Regions from separate parts of the Mus musculus genome. Here all the other regions are linked to region 1. The links are chromatin loops, found by intact Hi-C in ENCODE. Cell type or tissue: heart. All regions are shown on one strand. Each heading gives the region's core, and the rest is flanking DNA. Links, peaks and the distances in the headings are about the cores only.

Region 1 (5,151 bases), core at 1,354-3,853:
TGAGCCACTCAAGTGCTGGGAACCAAGCTCAGGTCCCCTGTAAGAGCAGTACGTGTCTCTTAACTGTCCAGCCGAGTAGCTCTCCAGCCCCTCAATTTTTTTTTTTGAATCTTATTTATTTAGAGTTAGAATTTCTCTGTGTAGCCCTGGCAGTCCTGTAATTTGCTGTGTAGACCAGGCTGGCTTCACTAGCCTCAAACTCAGAGATCAGCCGGCATCTGCATCTCAAGTGTTTGGATTAAAGGCATACACGACCACACCCATCTCAAGATCCCCAGTTCTGAAAGAAATCAAAGAAAAAAAAGGAGAAAGGAAAGAAAGAGACAGAGGGGGAAAAGAATGGAAGGAAGGACTGAGGGAGAGGAAGAAGGAGAGAGAGAGGTGGGGGAGGAGGGAGAAAGAGAGAGAGAGGGAGGGAGGAAGGAGAAGAGCCACTCAGGGAGAGTGGCATATGCCTGTAACCTCAGCACTAAGGGGCCAACTCTGGAGGACTGCAGGTTTGAGGACAGCTTGGGTTGTGTAGTAAGACCATGTGTGAAAACACAAACAAAAATCCCAGTTTCATTTGACATAATCCAGCTTATCTAGAATGTTCTTACATTTCAGGAGGGAGTAAGTCAGGAGTGACAGAGCCTGCTAAGAGGCACAGCAAGTCATGAGTGACAGTAGCTGCCTCCCTCATGGAAGGCTAAATTCCATGTCACAAGCCACTTACTCCAGCACCCGATAAGAGGCTTCTTATTAGAAGACCTGGTAGTCAGGTACCGATCGATGTCACTCTCCAACACTCCAGAATGTGTCCTCTGTCATTGACCCCACAAAAGACCAAGTAGTCAATATGTGGGCTTTCCCTGAGCAGCCTTGGATCTCGAGTGAGTCTGGACCCCGGCCCCCCAAATCTATATATGTCAGAAAATTCTGCCATAGTGGTAACAAAAGAACGTCCCAGCCACAAAGGACAAAAACTTGCCAATAAATACACAAAGGCTCAACTGGCTCTGAGATGCTGTCTTTTGTGGCTTTGTCCCCAGCGTCTAAAGCAGCACACAATAGGTGCAGCACACAATAGGTGCAGCACACAATAGGTGCAGCACACAATAGGTGCAGCACACAATAGGTGCTCATTCAAGAGTAGAACTTAAAAGCCCACTGCTTATCAAATCCTGCTTGGTCTACTTCTGAGGATGCAGCCAAGCTGCTCTGCCAAGTAAGAGTTCTGCTCTGCCTGCCTGCCTCCCATGACATGGGAGGCCCGAGGGCGTGGTTGGCAGTTTGACGCTCAGACTCTTGCATTTCTGCTGTTCCATCAGGCCAGGTAAGGAACCAGGATTTGTTATCAGACTGGGGAGATGGTTCGGTGGACCCACTTAAAGCTGGACTCTGTATCTTTGCCCCCTGTAATTCCAGGGATGCTGAGGTAGACACGGGAGCTCCATGGCACTCCCTGGTCAGTCAGCCATGGTCAGTCAGCCCAGCCATGGAGCTCCAGGTTCAGGAAACTATGTCTTTAAAAAAAAAAAGTGGAGAGCGATTAAAAAGAGACTCAACTGTGAGAATGGTCACAAAGCCTCTTGGCCCAGCAGCCTGACTCCCTGGGCACGGACGGGTACAGAGAGGCTTTGGCTACAGCAAGCCAGAAGCCTGCACTGAGCTTCTATACACAGAGAGAGAGAGAGAGAGAGAGAGAGAGAGAGAGAGAGAGAGAGAGAGAGAGAGCCTTACACCCTGGGCTCTACACACATACCCCACTCATACATGCACACCCTGCATGCACACACACATGCACATATGCACACGTGCACAAACAGTTCTAGGGCTTCAAAACCCATATTGACTTACCTGTAAATTTTGAGGTATGGTTTCACTCTGCCACACTCATAGTGGTCCTCCTGCCTCGGCCTCCCAAGTTCTGGGATTGTAGGTATGCAGAGAATCCAATGTGAAGGGAGAACACCAGGTCTTTCTTTCATGGACAAAGGCTCCTTTCCAAAATCCCAAAATGAGAGTAGCTGTCTCCAGGGTCTTGGTTGATGCTAAGTCATTGCCCTACCCCTGAGCTAAATCCCCAGACCCACCCCTTAAAATTCATATGTGCAATACTAAAGTTTGAATCAGCCCAAGAAAATTTAATAAGTTGAATTAAACCTGGAAAAAAAAAAAGACAACAACAAAAAAGGTAACATCTAAATGACAGTCTCAGAACCTCCCAACTGGGGCAAAACCACTATGAGACACGCGATGGGGACTCCTGGTTTTAGAGTAGGATTTGGTAAGTCTGATAGAAGTGTTGTCAAGCCATCTGCTACAGATCACCCATGCTACTTGCCTGTGTCAACTGGGGGAGGCTTGCATGTTGTTGGTGAGTGGGAGTGGCAGAACGTTAGAATATGATGGGTCTGATGTAAGGAGATCCTGGAGTTATAGGAATCACTCTCGAAAATTATTAAAAACAAAAGGCAAACCTGGTCTCCGTCGCCACCTTGTGGCTATGTTTGGGATTGCACCCTCTGAGACACTCCCAAGGATCCACCATCCACACTATCTTTAGCATGTTCACGACAACCCACTCCTACAGGGTTCCTTGATCCTGTGGGCCCTGCTAGGCACACTCTCCCATTTCTGCAACTGAACGTTTAATGAACATACCTGTAATCCCAGCACTTGGGAGGTAGAGACGGGAAGATCAGGGTCACGGGTCACCTTTGGCTACATTGGAAGTTCAAGGCCAGCCTGGGCTGCCTGCGACCCCCATCTCAAAACATCTTTATGACCACTGACCTGTTTCTATCCACCTCTTCCCACCATAGTGGAAAAACTATCTCAGTGATTCACCTGTGTCCCAAATGCCTGACACAGAGCCAAACATAGACCACACACACACACACACACACACACACACACACACACACGAGGCTTCACGTGAGTAAAATCAGGAGAGCACAAGAGTCTTGGTGTCCTGCCTGCTGGCTGGGAGCAGCGGCTCCCTCAGTCACCCCAACTAGAGAAGAAGCACTGTGGCTACAAACACTGCTGCCCAGGACCAGGAGGCCCCCTCCCTCCCTCCCTCCCTCCCTCCCTCACACAGGGAAACTAGGGTTAGGCCCAGGACTCTAGCCCCAGTCAGCAGACCTCAAGGCTGTCTTTACCAGTTGGCTCAATGGTCTGGTTGGTCTGCACCTCTTAAGTCCACCCTAGGGGGCTGGTGAGATGGCTCAGTGGGTAAGAGCACCCGACTGCTCTTCCGAAGGTCAGGAGTTCAAATCCCAGCAACCACATGGTGGCTCACAACCATCCGTAACAAGATCTGACTCCCTCTTCTGGAGAGTCTGAAGACAGCTACAGTGTACTTACATATAATCAATAAATAAATCTTAAAAAAAAAAAAAATGTCCACCCTAGGGCCTAGCTCAGCAGGGACAGTGGGTTGGGACAGTCCTGGAATTCAAGAACAGTGGTTGCAGGCCTTCTGACCAGCCACTTGCCTCGTTGCCTGACTCCCTGGGCATGAGTCACCAAGAGGGCTGGAAAGGCGTGGCCACGGTGTGCCTGGCTTGAAAGGTGTCCCTGCCGCCCTGCCGATGAGCAGTCGCTTCCTTTTCCTCCCATTGTGTGGCTCGCTTCCTTTGTCTGTCTGCTCACCGGCTCATTTCTCAGTTACCCTGTGACATTCGGGCTGACCTGGATTTCCAGGCCATTCCCACACATAGCTTTAAGGTTGCCGAGTTGTCTAAATCTGAATGAGCACGTGTGTGAATGTGAGCCTCTATGTTTGTGGCGATCAGAGGAAAACCCTTCCCCAGGCGCCTTTTCTTTGAGACGGTCTTGCACTGGCTTGGAACTTTCACCATGTAACTAGGCTAGCTAGCCATGAACTCCCAGGACACACCACCTCTGCCTGTCCTTCCCCGTCACTGGCCTCACAGACCTGTGCTACCACTCCCAGATTAGGGCCTTTTCTATCAGCCCTGGGTTTTGAACTCCATGTCCACACTTGTGTAGCGAGACTTTACCTTCTGAGTCATCTCTCCTGCCTGGTCCACTGTTATAAAAAGAAACTGCTAAACTTTTTGAGACGGAAGCCTGCAGCTGCGGTCCAAACATTGAGAGCCCTTACTGCTCCTCCGAGGACCTGGGTTCAGATCAACTCCCAGTAACTCTAGTTCCCATTCAATACTCCCTTCTGGTCTCCTTGGGCACCGGGCATTCATGTGATGCATGTACATACATGAAGACAAAGCACATACATAAAAGTAAATCCAAGGGGCTGGTGAGATGGCTCAGTGGGTAAGAGCACTGACTGCTCTTCCGAAGGTCCGGAGTTCAAATCCCAGCAACCACATGGTGGCTCACAACCATCTGTAACAAGATCTGGCACCCTCTTCTGGAGTGTCTGAAGACAGCTACAGTGTACTTACATATAAATAAATAAATCTTAAAAAAAAAAAAGTAAATCCAAAAGAGAGAGAGAGAGAGAGAGAAAGAGAGACAGATCCACAATGGTAGACCACATCACTCACCTAGCAGCAAACAGAGGTCCCACCATGTTTGACACAGGTTTGCTAGAACCTAGAGGTGACTCCCCCACGAACTGCCCCCTTATGTGTCTCTGTGTGTACACCCTATGCTTTCAGGTGCCTGCAGAAGCCAGAAAAATGCCTTGGATTTCCCTGGAGCTGGAGTGATAGGTGATTGTGAGCCACCTGCTGTGGGTGCTGGGATCTGAACTCTGGTCCTGTTCAGCTGGAGTGTAGATGTTAACTGCTGAGCCACCGTACCAGCTCTGCCACACCACACTTTGATTTGGTTTGAGTCAGGCAACAGGTTGTCCTGTGGCTGTCCTGAACCTGCTGTGTATTCAAGGATGACCCTGGCCGCCCGATGCTTTCTCGCCCTCACCTAAGTGCTAGGATAACGGGTGTGTACCAGGCCAGGCTTGCCAGAGTCCCGACTTCTCACAAACCCAGAGGCTCTCCCTCCTAGAAGCCCACTGATTTCCTGCGTGCTCCTTGCCAGCCAGGAGGGAATTCTCAGGCCAGCTCATGATGCAAGGATATGAGTTTCCATCAGCCCAGGAGGCCTGGTCTGGCCTGCCCCTGCCTGCTTTGTTTCCAGCCTCCCTCCTAGACAGGGGGTCTTTTGAAGAATTCCTAG
Region 2 (5,151 bases), core at 1,671-4,170, 120 kb before region 1:
AATTTCTCTTTGATGTTCAAACAGCCCTATACTTGGCTTTGATAGCTTGTTTTTTCATTGTTGTTGATGAGACAGCAGAAACATAGGAAGTTAAGTATGCTCATAGTTTCATAACTAACTTGTTTCACAACCAGAAAGTTTCAGAGCTTAAGTAATCTTTCTTATTTATTTATTTATTTATTTATTTGCGACAGATCTCACTGTGTAGCCCTGACTGGCCTGGAACTCACTGGAGAACAGGCTATCCTTGAACTCACAGAGGTCTACCTGCCTCTGCTTCCTGAGATTAAAGGTGTCTGACACCACACCCAGCCTTAGATGGGTATGTTTTCTAGCTACTGTATTCTGTGTACAAGAATGTCATAGTTTTTCTTTCTGTAATTTATAAAATTTATATATAATAAAATATTAGCAAATGGCATTTAGTTATGAAAATTTAGATGGTTTTATTTTAAACCCTTTGATTTTTTTAAATTGGCTGTTTTATAAAATTGGCTCAATTTTAATAGTTTGCATTTATAGTTCTCCTGCAATATTTTTGATAATTCTCTGATCCTTACCTATGAACACACAGAAAATGCTTTTGGGCTCTCTATATGGAGTTTATATGCACATATGCCCGCGTCCAATCTGGGTTCTAGAGTTGGGGGTTTGAACTCAGGTCCTCAAGGTTTCACAGAAAATATCCTCTACCCACTGAGCAATCTCTCCAGTCCTTCTACCAGAAATACCTTAGAACATACATGGCTGTGGCCACAGATAAGCTTATAAAGATTCAAAATGCTAACACTCGAACTTCAACAAAATGTCAATACTACCCATAGATCAGATTCTTTTGAGTATATATGTGGAGCCCCAAGGTCTATGTTGGATCTCTTAATCAACCAATCTTTTCTTATAACAAAGACTTCATTTTAAGATTTAATCTTAGCTAAGAGGCCCAAAAGCAGTACAAATACTTAGTTGCTCCCTGGAAAGCTAGGGCTATGTAAGTTAATTCTTTATACCTTACATAGAATAAGCAGAACTTCAGGAGACATAGAGAAAAAATTAATATACATAACTAAATTTAAATTTTTTAGCTTAGGAATAAAGGTCTGAGCAATGTGAGTGGAAAGCTAAATTAGTTTGATAATGTGATTGGAAATAGAGAAGTACTAAAATTTTCTGAAAGGGACTTGCATGTTGAAAATTAGAGATTCTTCCTTGAGGGAGATAAATTTTCCTCTTCTTAGTATTTCCTGGTTGCCCGTAGCTGTCTAGGGCTGAGATCCCTTCTATGTTAGTTATGTCCCTTGGTGTTCAGGGCTTGTCTGATAAGACTTCATGGGCCTGTAGCTTCTCTGACAGATCTTTACAATCTTCCTCCTCCTCTTCTGATATGATCCCTAAGCCTTAGGTACAGGAATTCTATTACAGATGTAATTTGTATTGGTCACAATGTGATCTCTTGTTTTCTGTATTTTGATTGGTTGTAGTTTTCTGTAATAATTTGTCTCTTACAAAAATGTGTTTCTTTGAGCGGGGAATGGTGGCACACACCTTTAATCCCAGCACTCGGGAGGCAGAGGCAGGCGGATTTCTGAGTTCGAGACCAGCCTGGTCTACAGAGTGAGTTCCAGGACAGCCAGGGCTACACAGAGAAACCCTGTCTCGAAAAAAGAAAAAGAAAAAAAAAAAGTGTGTTTCTTTAATGAGGAGTGAGAACTAAATCTATCTATAGATATAAGAACAGATATTTAGCATGTAGTTAGAAATTGGAAGAGCCCGCCTGATTGGTTATTTAATACCAAGTAGTTATCCCTGATATCATAGATAGCATAATAATACCATAAGTAGCATAATATAAGCAGGTTGTGTTTAGGAATAAAGTGTATGTAATATATATAGTATCAATAATTAACCATGAATTTGAGAGTAAAGGGGGGATATGTGGGAGGGATTAGAGGGAGGAAATGATATATTATACTAATATTATAATAAAAAACCGTTATAAGTAAATTTTGAAAATACAAGAGAGTTTTTTTTTCTAGTTTTATTCATAATGGAATAACACAGAAGAAAATCTAGCTAAGGTTTCAGAGAGCTTAGCTGTGAGGTGACGGTCATGAAGCACAATTGTTCCTATGGGTAAAGCCACTCTAAATTTCAGTTAGAAAGAAATGGTATATATGAAGATTGACACTGTAGGCCAAAAAGCCATTCTTCTAATATCTTGTTAGAATGCTGTCTGCACCCTGTGCTACGTGCTACAGTGTGATCACATAGTAAGTGCAGCAAGAATCTGTCCTTTACACTCTGCTGCTTTTATAAAATAGAAAGAAATCAAAGTTTCTGAGAACAAACTTAGAGGGACACGAAAAGGTCAATGCAAATCTTGGATCTTCTAAAGAAAAAAATTTGGAGTCATTGATCCTTGTTATTGAAGTTGAGAATTCACTATTTGTTTTAGAATTCTCTATTCTCTTTTCCCTTTTAGAGACAAAATTAAGAGATGTACTATTTTTATTAGGCTGTAGTTGGGTGCTCTTTGGGATTAACTACTATAATATATATATATTATATATTATTATATATATTATATACTATTATATTATAGTAGCTATACTATGTTATAGTAGTATATTCACTGCTATATTATATAATATATAAACAGTAAGTGTTTTGAGGGAGATATATGTGATAAGTTATTTCTTTGCCAGTGTAATGAGCCAGTTCAAGCCACATTATATTTTATTAAATTCAGGTTTATTGAGAAGTTTCTCAGGTTGTCCAGTTTACTGGCCCCAAGGACTGATCCAGGAAAGTCCAGGGGGAGAAGTGGGGAAAGGGAAGAGAAAGAGAGAAATGGCACCACACAGAGAGAGGGAGAAGGAGATGTGGGGTGTGGGAGGGACCCAAACTATCTGGATTATAGGGAAGAGCTGCTGGGGAAAAGACAGCCCCAGCCCATGGGCTGGGAAGTTCAGGGTTGGGGGCAGGGTATGCCAGGTAGGGACTGAGGAATGCTGGGAGAACCTGGAGGCCAGGTCGGCTTTGATATGTAAAATATGCACCCCAGTCTCTTGTCCCAGGGTTCAAAGCCAAACAGTACCTGTTAAAGAAATTGCTAGAATAGTATCAGTTAACCAATAAACTAATCTAGTAAACCAGTGTTTTGTGCAGGGAAAAAGTAGAAAGGGTGATTCCTGTTGCTGTCCACTAGGTGGGGTCCTAGGCCAGTACAGGAGGAGATGAGAAATAGGGAATGAGATTTAGGAATGAAGCATATGCTCTTGTAAATTGAATTGACTTGATTACTATAGCTGTGGAACAAATAGTAGAAGATGTAGAGTTTGACAATTGAAATGGGAAAAGGTAAGGAATTTTAAGCAATAAGATTTGCTTAGAAACCTTAAGGAAGTACTATTTATTTTCTCAATTAACATTGGAAAAATGCTGTGTAGTTTTTATAAACTCTAGCAAAGATCTTTATATTCTGTATATTTAATATTGTTTGGATTGTTGATACCTACAAGGGAATGTTTTATAGACAGTTAATAATACCGACTAGAAAAGTGGCCATAAATTAAAAATGAAAACATAATTTTGGTCTCTTACAACTGATCACCAAGTTAAGTAACTTTGGGATTGTTAGTCTTTAGCCCTTAGAGCTGGAGTGTGTAGTTACATCCTTTGTAGACAAATTTAAAATAATGTAATGTGAATGTGGTGAGGTCAGGGAGTTGGCTTAGTGGGCAGAAGCACTTGGCTGTACAAGCCAGACAACTTGAATTCAGATTCCAGAACCCACACAGAAAGCCAGTTGTGGTAGGGCACATGTGTAATTGCAGTGTTACTGTGGTGAGTCAGGAAATCACTGAGAGGCTTGCTGTTCAGTGTGTCCATGGTGGTCCCAGAAGACTTTGTTTATAGAGCTAGAGAGATGACTCAGCAGGTAGGAGCACTTGCTTTTTGCAGGGGACTCAGGTTTCCAGCACCCACTTCATAGGTCACAACCACCTGTCACTCCAGTTCCAGGAAATCTAACTCCATCTTCTGTCCTTCAAGAGCACAATACAAGTGAGTTACACAGAAATACATGCAGTCAGAATAGTCATACATAAAATCAAAATAAATCAATCCTTTTTTTAAAAAAGTCAATCTTTAATGTGGTTGTTTGATTGGAAGTAAAAGAAGGTGTTACTGACGTTGATAAATGAAAGACATGACAGTGGATATCAATGAAACCTAAAGAATCTTTAGGATATACCTGAGAAACTTACATTCCAATACATTGGAAAATATGAAAGAAATGAGTGAATTGCGCAAAGTTTAACATCATAGGTAGATTTGTTATATGTTTGTCTTTCAAATCTGAATCATATTTCTTATGTTCAGAAACAGCAAGGTTTTTTTTTTAAAGATTTATTTATTATTATACATAAGTACACTGTAGCTGACTTCACACGCACCAGAAGAGGGCATCAAATCTCATTACGGATGGTTGTGAGCCACCATGTGGTTGTTGGGATTTGAACTCAGGACCTTCAGAAGAGCAGTCAGTGCTCTTACCTGCTGAGCCATCTCACCAGCCCCAGAAACAGCAAGTTTTAGGATGAAGATTAATATAAAGCAAATTGGAGTCCATTCTTTAAGTTTTGAGCCATTCGTAGTAGTGCTTGCTTATAATCAATCCCAGCTCTGGGGAGGCTAGGCAAGAGGATCCAAGTTGGAAGTTGGCTCAGCTTCTATAGAGAGACCTTGCATGAAAACAAACAAAAAATTAAATTTAACCTATTATCCTTTATCTTAAAAAGTAGTCCTAGCCCGGTGTGGTGGCGCACGCCTTTAGTCCCAGCACTTGGGAGGCAGAAGCAGGTGTATTTCTGAGTTCGAGGCCAGCCTGGTCTACAAAGTGAGTTCCAGGACAGCCAGGGCTATACAGAGAAACCCTGTCTCAGTGGAAAAAAAAAAAAAAAAAAAAGTCCTATGCTTTAGGGTAAAGGGAACTCTAAAGGAATTTAACATGAATGTGGTTTCTGTTCACAGGGCCTTGGTCCTTTGTCATAACCTTGAGTTTTAAAAGCTAGAAGGAAAACTAGCTTCCCAAGGAGATCACCATTCTTATTATCTAGAACACTGGCAAGGCCTCACTTTAAAGAGACAAAC
Region 3 (5,151 bases), core at 1,671-4,170, 560 kb before region 1:
CCCACGATATAAGATACAATTTCCTAAACACATGAAACTCAAGAAAAATGAAGACTGAAGTGTGGACACTATGCCCCTCCTTAGAAGTGGGAACAAAACACCCATGGAAGGAGTTACAGAAACAAAGTTTGGAGCTGAGATGAAAGGATGGACCATGTAGAGACTGCCATATCCAGGGATCCACCCCATAATCAGCATCCAAATGCTGACACCATTGCATATACTAGCAAGATTTTATCGAAAGGACCCAGATGTAGCTGTCTCTTGTGAGACTATGCCGGGGCCTAGCAAACACAGAAGTGGATGCTCACAGTCAGCTAATGGATGGATCACAGGGCTCCCAATGGAGGAGCTAGAGAAAGTACCCAAGGAGCTAAAGGGATCTTCAACCCTATAGGTGGAACAACATTATGAACTAACCAGTACCCCTGAGCTCTTGACTCTAGCTGCATATGTATCAAAAGATGGCCTAGTCGGCCATCACTGGAAAGAGAGGCCCATTGGACACGCAGACTTTGTGTGCCCCGGTACAGGGGAACGCCAGGGCCAAAGGGGGGGAGTGGGTGGGTAGGGGAGTGGGGGTGGGTGGGTAAGGGGGACTTTTGGTATAGCATTGGAAATGTAAATGAGCTAAATACCTAATAAAAAATGGAAAAAAAAAAAGAAAGAAGGAAAGAAAGAAAGAAAGAAAGAAAGAAAGAAAGAAAGAAAGAAAGAAAGAAGAAGAAGAAAGGTGAAATCACAATGAGGTACTCCCTTAGTGAGTGGGTGTGGGGAATTTTATACACATTATGGAAAGCAGCATGGGGAGCAGGTTCCTCACACAAACTCAAAACTACCAAGTTGGCCAGGGATTACACTGCATGGTATATTTCCAATAAAAATAGAGTCAATATGCTGAGATACCTGCATTCTCATATTTTATCCACCACTATGAACAATCACCAAAATACACAACCAACATATCTCCACCAGAAAAATGGACAAAGAAAGTGTGGGGTATATATACACAGTGGAACTATATTCAGGCCTTTAAGATGCAATGTGATCATTTGGATACTTTTGAACTTGGGGAGCACATTAAGTAAAATAATCATAAACATATAGATAAATATCACAGAATCTAATTCGTAATGTGTAATAGAAAATATGGCATTAGAAAGCATGAGCATAATTTTCAGGAAGACACATCTGACCCAAGGCTCAGGGAACACTAAAAGGAGGCTGGAAGAGTGTAAGAGCAGGATGCTGGGAAGGGATGCTGTGAAATGCTATTTTCTGGACATGGCATGGCTATTGTAATCATGAGCTCACAGTAGCCATGGTTATTTACAGCGGTTGTGGTTATCTGTGCAAACAAGCCATAATTCTGGCTAAAATAGGAGAGATACTCTCCAGGTCCCAACCTTTACAGGGAGCTATTAGCCATTAAAAACAGATAGGGGAGATAGAATCAGGCTATTGGAGAGTGCTCCAACTGGTAGCTTTCCCATGATCCAGTGGATGGCCCAAAACTCATGCACATGTGGACAACATTAATTTGACTCAGTAGATTATGAGAAGGAGGAAGAGGAAAACATGAAAGGTGAGAAAGAGGAAGAAAAGGAGGGAATTAAGCTGATGGGGACATGTTGGGAGGATGGGGAAAGTTGGAGGAGGGGAGTACGGAGTGGGTATGATAATATTTCATTGTACACATGTATGAAATTCTCACAAATGAAGAAAAATCATACTTTTCAGAAGCTGGAAGTAACAGGAGGATGGGGAGAGATTGATTGATGGGTACAACACACAAGTAGATAGGATGATATGCTTAAGAGTTTACATGCCTAGTAGGAGTCTGTACTCTATAAAAAAAACTTTTTAATTGCTAAAAGGTACTTCGTATCAAGCTATAGCAATAGTCCCCAATGTTGCCTTTTCTTTAAAGAATTCTGGGGGAGGGGGGTGATGTGCGAGTTCAGGGCAACTATGAAAAAACACAACTTTGAGCCTCATGGGAAACAGTGTGCTTGAAGATGCTGGAGTCTGGCCAAAAGTCTTTCACAGAGGGGAGGGAGGAACCTCTGTGTGTGAGGGCTTGAGCTGTGGAACCTGTCCCACTCTTCCCAGTTGTGTCCTATGCCTTTAGTAAGAAATAAGAACTATCCAAAGTGATAGATGTGATAATTCCCCTCCCTTGGTCAACACAATACATAAATGCATCAAAGCATAATTCATACACATACATAACTATATATCAAAAACAAAGGACTTCTGAGTAAGAAGTTAAAGCTGTCACTGCATGAGCCAGTGAGGCAGGAAGGTGGAATAAGAAAAAATCATATCACAAAGAGAAATAGAGAAGAGGATTGGAAAGGCACAAGGCATTAAAAGGACACCAGAATAGGGTAGAAAGCAGAAGATAATGCAAATAGATTCACAGGACATGTTCTCATCAAAGTCTCCTGCATGAGGAAAAGAAACGGAAACTTCCCCCAAATGTAAGCTAAACGAAAAATGGACAATCAACTCCCAGGACACACCTGTAAGAGTTGAATCTGCTTGTGAGGTTTGGTGAGGTGGAAGTTCTCTGGCAGACATGTTAGTAGTAGAGGGAATGCCTGTTATATTTTGCTTTGTGATTCAGAGAGCAGTAGCCAGGTGCCATCTTGAGAGCAAATCTAGTTAAAGCAGAGATAGCCCAGGGGCTTGAGGTCACGAACTGTCCCAGGTCATGGGGCCTCAGTTTGACTCTGGGTGAGGAAAGGCTCTTGGATCAAGTTGCGACCGCTGGAGGGTCAGATGCTGAGACAAAGTGGTGCAAACTCAGGCTGGGGAGTTCGTAATGTCAGATACCCCAGCCTTGGTGATCCTAAACAGATCTCATCAACAGATAAAAATCCTGAATTTGATAGCTCTGGCCTGAGGCCAGTAGGTGGATCAAACTGTAGAACCCCAACTCTGATTCAACGGATGTGTTGGATAGTTAGAGCTGTAAAGCTCCAGCATTGTGACTGCTCTGTAAGTACAAAGACAAGACCACCACCTCAGGGTTACAGTTTGATTCCCACACTTCCCAGACACCTTCAGTCAAACACTATCTGTGAGAAAACTTGCTCCAGATCATAGACTGCAAAACTAAATGTGGCCAGTAGAGATCGCTGGTACACAAGAAGTAAGTCTACCAGCTAGGACACAGTGCTAGTGAGCACCACACATGTGCAAACACATGCACATACATGCACACACACGTGCACATACATGCACATGCGTAACTCCCAGACTTCAAATTTTGAGGACACAACAACCCACCTTTTCATTTTTCTTTCTCTCCCCAGTAAGTCTCACTTACTACACATTTAGCAGGATTTTTGCATTTCTAAAAATTTCAATTGATTATTCCTCTTCATATATCCCTCTAATTTTATTTATGGATTATTTCTGTTATTGGGCCATATTTTCTTCTTTTCACATTTCCTGTTTTCCTTTTTTTTGCCCCATATTTTTGCTTTTTTTTTTTTTTTTTTTACTTTTTGCCTGCCCCCCCCCCCTTGCTTTTTAACTTTTTCAGTACTGGAATTTTTTCCTAATTTCTCACTAACTTCTCTTTCCTCACACAATATTCCTCTCCACTTCCTTCATCTATACAACCCCGCTCCCTGCTACCTCCTTCCTTTCTTTCTTTCTTTCTTTCTTTCACTCACTGTCTCTACACTTAACCAAAGCGATGCTTAGCTTCGTTCTATCGTAGTATTTGCATTCTCTTTCACTGTCACTTGTAGCATGTTGGTGGCTGGTAATAATTTTCAGTGTATTTCAATATCGTGTATGAGTTGACGTTGTTATCAATACAAGCATTTGTTTTCTACTGTTGAGTGGTATTGTGGATTGAGCTTCCAAGGGCAGGCTGATCAGCTGGAAGACTGACCCCCAAAAAGCCAGATGAGAAATCTAAAACGAAAGACGGGCATGTCTCAATGAGGAAATTTATGTGACATGAGAACGCAGGCAACATGTCTCATCCCAGAATTCAGGCAACATGTCTCATCCCAGAATTCTAACTTCACACCTGCTGAACTCTGAGGTACTGGGATAGGCAAGATGCCCCAGGGCAACATCTTCTGCTAAGAATGACAAAGGGCAGCAAGAAGATACAAATGCTCAGAAGAATTCAGAGCAGGGAGGAAAGTCAGGGACACACAGGGAAAGGTCACAAAATGGAAAAACAACTGGATAAAATCAGCAGTGTGGAATAAGTTCATTACAAATCTTGAGATATTGAAAAGAAAAGCCAAATTGATGTATTCAAAGTAAAATCTCAGCAAATCAAATAAACACATTGGAAAGCACCACAGATAACCAAGAAGAGTAAAGGTTATTTATTTTATGTATATGAGTACATATAAAGCTCTACAGATGGTTGTGAGCTTTCATGTGATTGTTGGGAATTGAATTTTAGGACCTCTGCTCTCTCTGGTCAATCCTGCTCGCTCGCTCCAGCCCAAAGATTTATTTATTATTATAAATAAGTACATTGTTGCTGTCTTCAGACACACCAGAAAGGGGCATTGGATCTCATTACAGGTGGTTGTGAGCCACCATGTGGTTGCTGGGAATTGAACTCAGGATCTTCAGAAGAGCAATCAGTGCCCTTACCTGCTGAGCCATCTCACCAGCCCAAGAAAGGATTATTTTTTGCTAACAACACCCATGTATTGGTCCACCTTACATTGCATAGTTGAGCTCCATTTGTCAGGACTCCATAAAGAGAAACTCACCAAAATCTTCTGGTGGTATAATGAGGCTTCTTGCTGCTTCCTTGGACTATGGCCAGTTGGCAGAGTGATGTCAGCTGAGACAGACAAATGTGGTGAGGCAAACTTCAGGAGGACGTGTGATATTGGGAGGGGGATAAATAGGACTCAAGAGACTGTGAGAGGAGCTGGAGACTGGGCTGACCTTGGCTTGCTGGTAGAGTTAGCTGTTCAAAGCTTGTTGGTCTCTTGTCTTCACTGGTCTTCTCCTGGCGTTCTTCATGGTCCCTCCTGCTGACTCAAGCTAAGGCTGAGGTCTTGTTGTCTCTGCTGGTTGTGCCACTGCTGCTGATTCGTGTTTGCTATCATAACTCTACTGAACTGGACTGCTGGTGTATCCATGAAGTGCTTGTGA

Evidence for each region. A loop is a pair of places that touch in the nucleus more often than their neighbours do. Peaks named below come from ENCODE experiments on the same cell type or tissue, not always from the same donor. Only the 100,000 strongest peaks of a DNase experiment are listed, where the experiment ranks them.
Region 2: it touches region 1 in a loop (5-fold over the local background); 38 of 42 quality-filtered maps call a loop at or near these places.
Region 3: it touches region 1 in a loop (13-fold over the local background); 6 of 42 quality-filtered maps call a loop at or near these places.

The regions. Positions count from the first base shown.
Region 1 is chr6:116,008,064-116,013,214 of GRCm38, reverse strand. No RefSeq gene overlaps it. Among named protein-coding and RNA genes, the nearest start is that of Plxnd1, 16 kb to the right of the region's middle. In heart, for the core only: a CTCF peak has its summit at 2,489 (motif pointing left); DNase peaks (open chromatin) are centred at 2,484 and 3,564; H3K27ac peaks cover 244 bases.
Region 2 is chr6:116,126,933-116,132,083 of GRCm38, reverse strand. All of the region lies in intron 3 of Tmcc1 (transmembrane and coiled coil domains 1), which reads left to right. Among named protein-coding and RNA genes, the nearest start is that of Tmcc1, 64 kb to the left of the region's middle. In heart, for the core only: a CTCF peak has its summit at 3,202; no DNase peak of the experiment used is centred there.
Region 3 is chr6:116,568,051-116,573,201 of GRCm38, reverse strand. No RefSeq gene overlaps it. Among named protein-coding and RNA genes, the nearest start is that of Olfr215, 12 kb to the left of the region's middle. In heart, for the core only: a CTCF peak has its summit at 3,142 (motif pointing right); no DNase peak of the experiment used is centred there; H3K27me3 peaks cover 483 bases.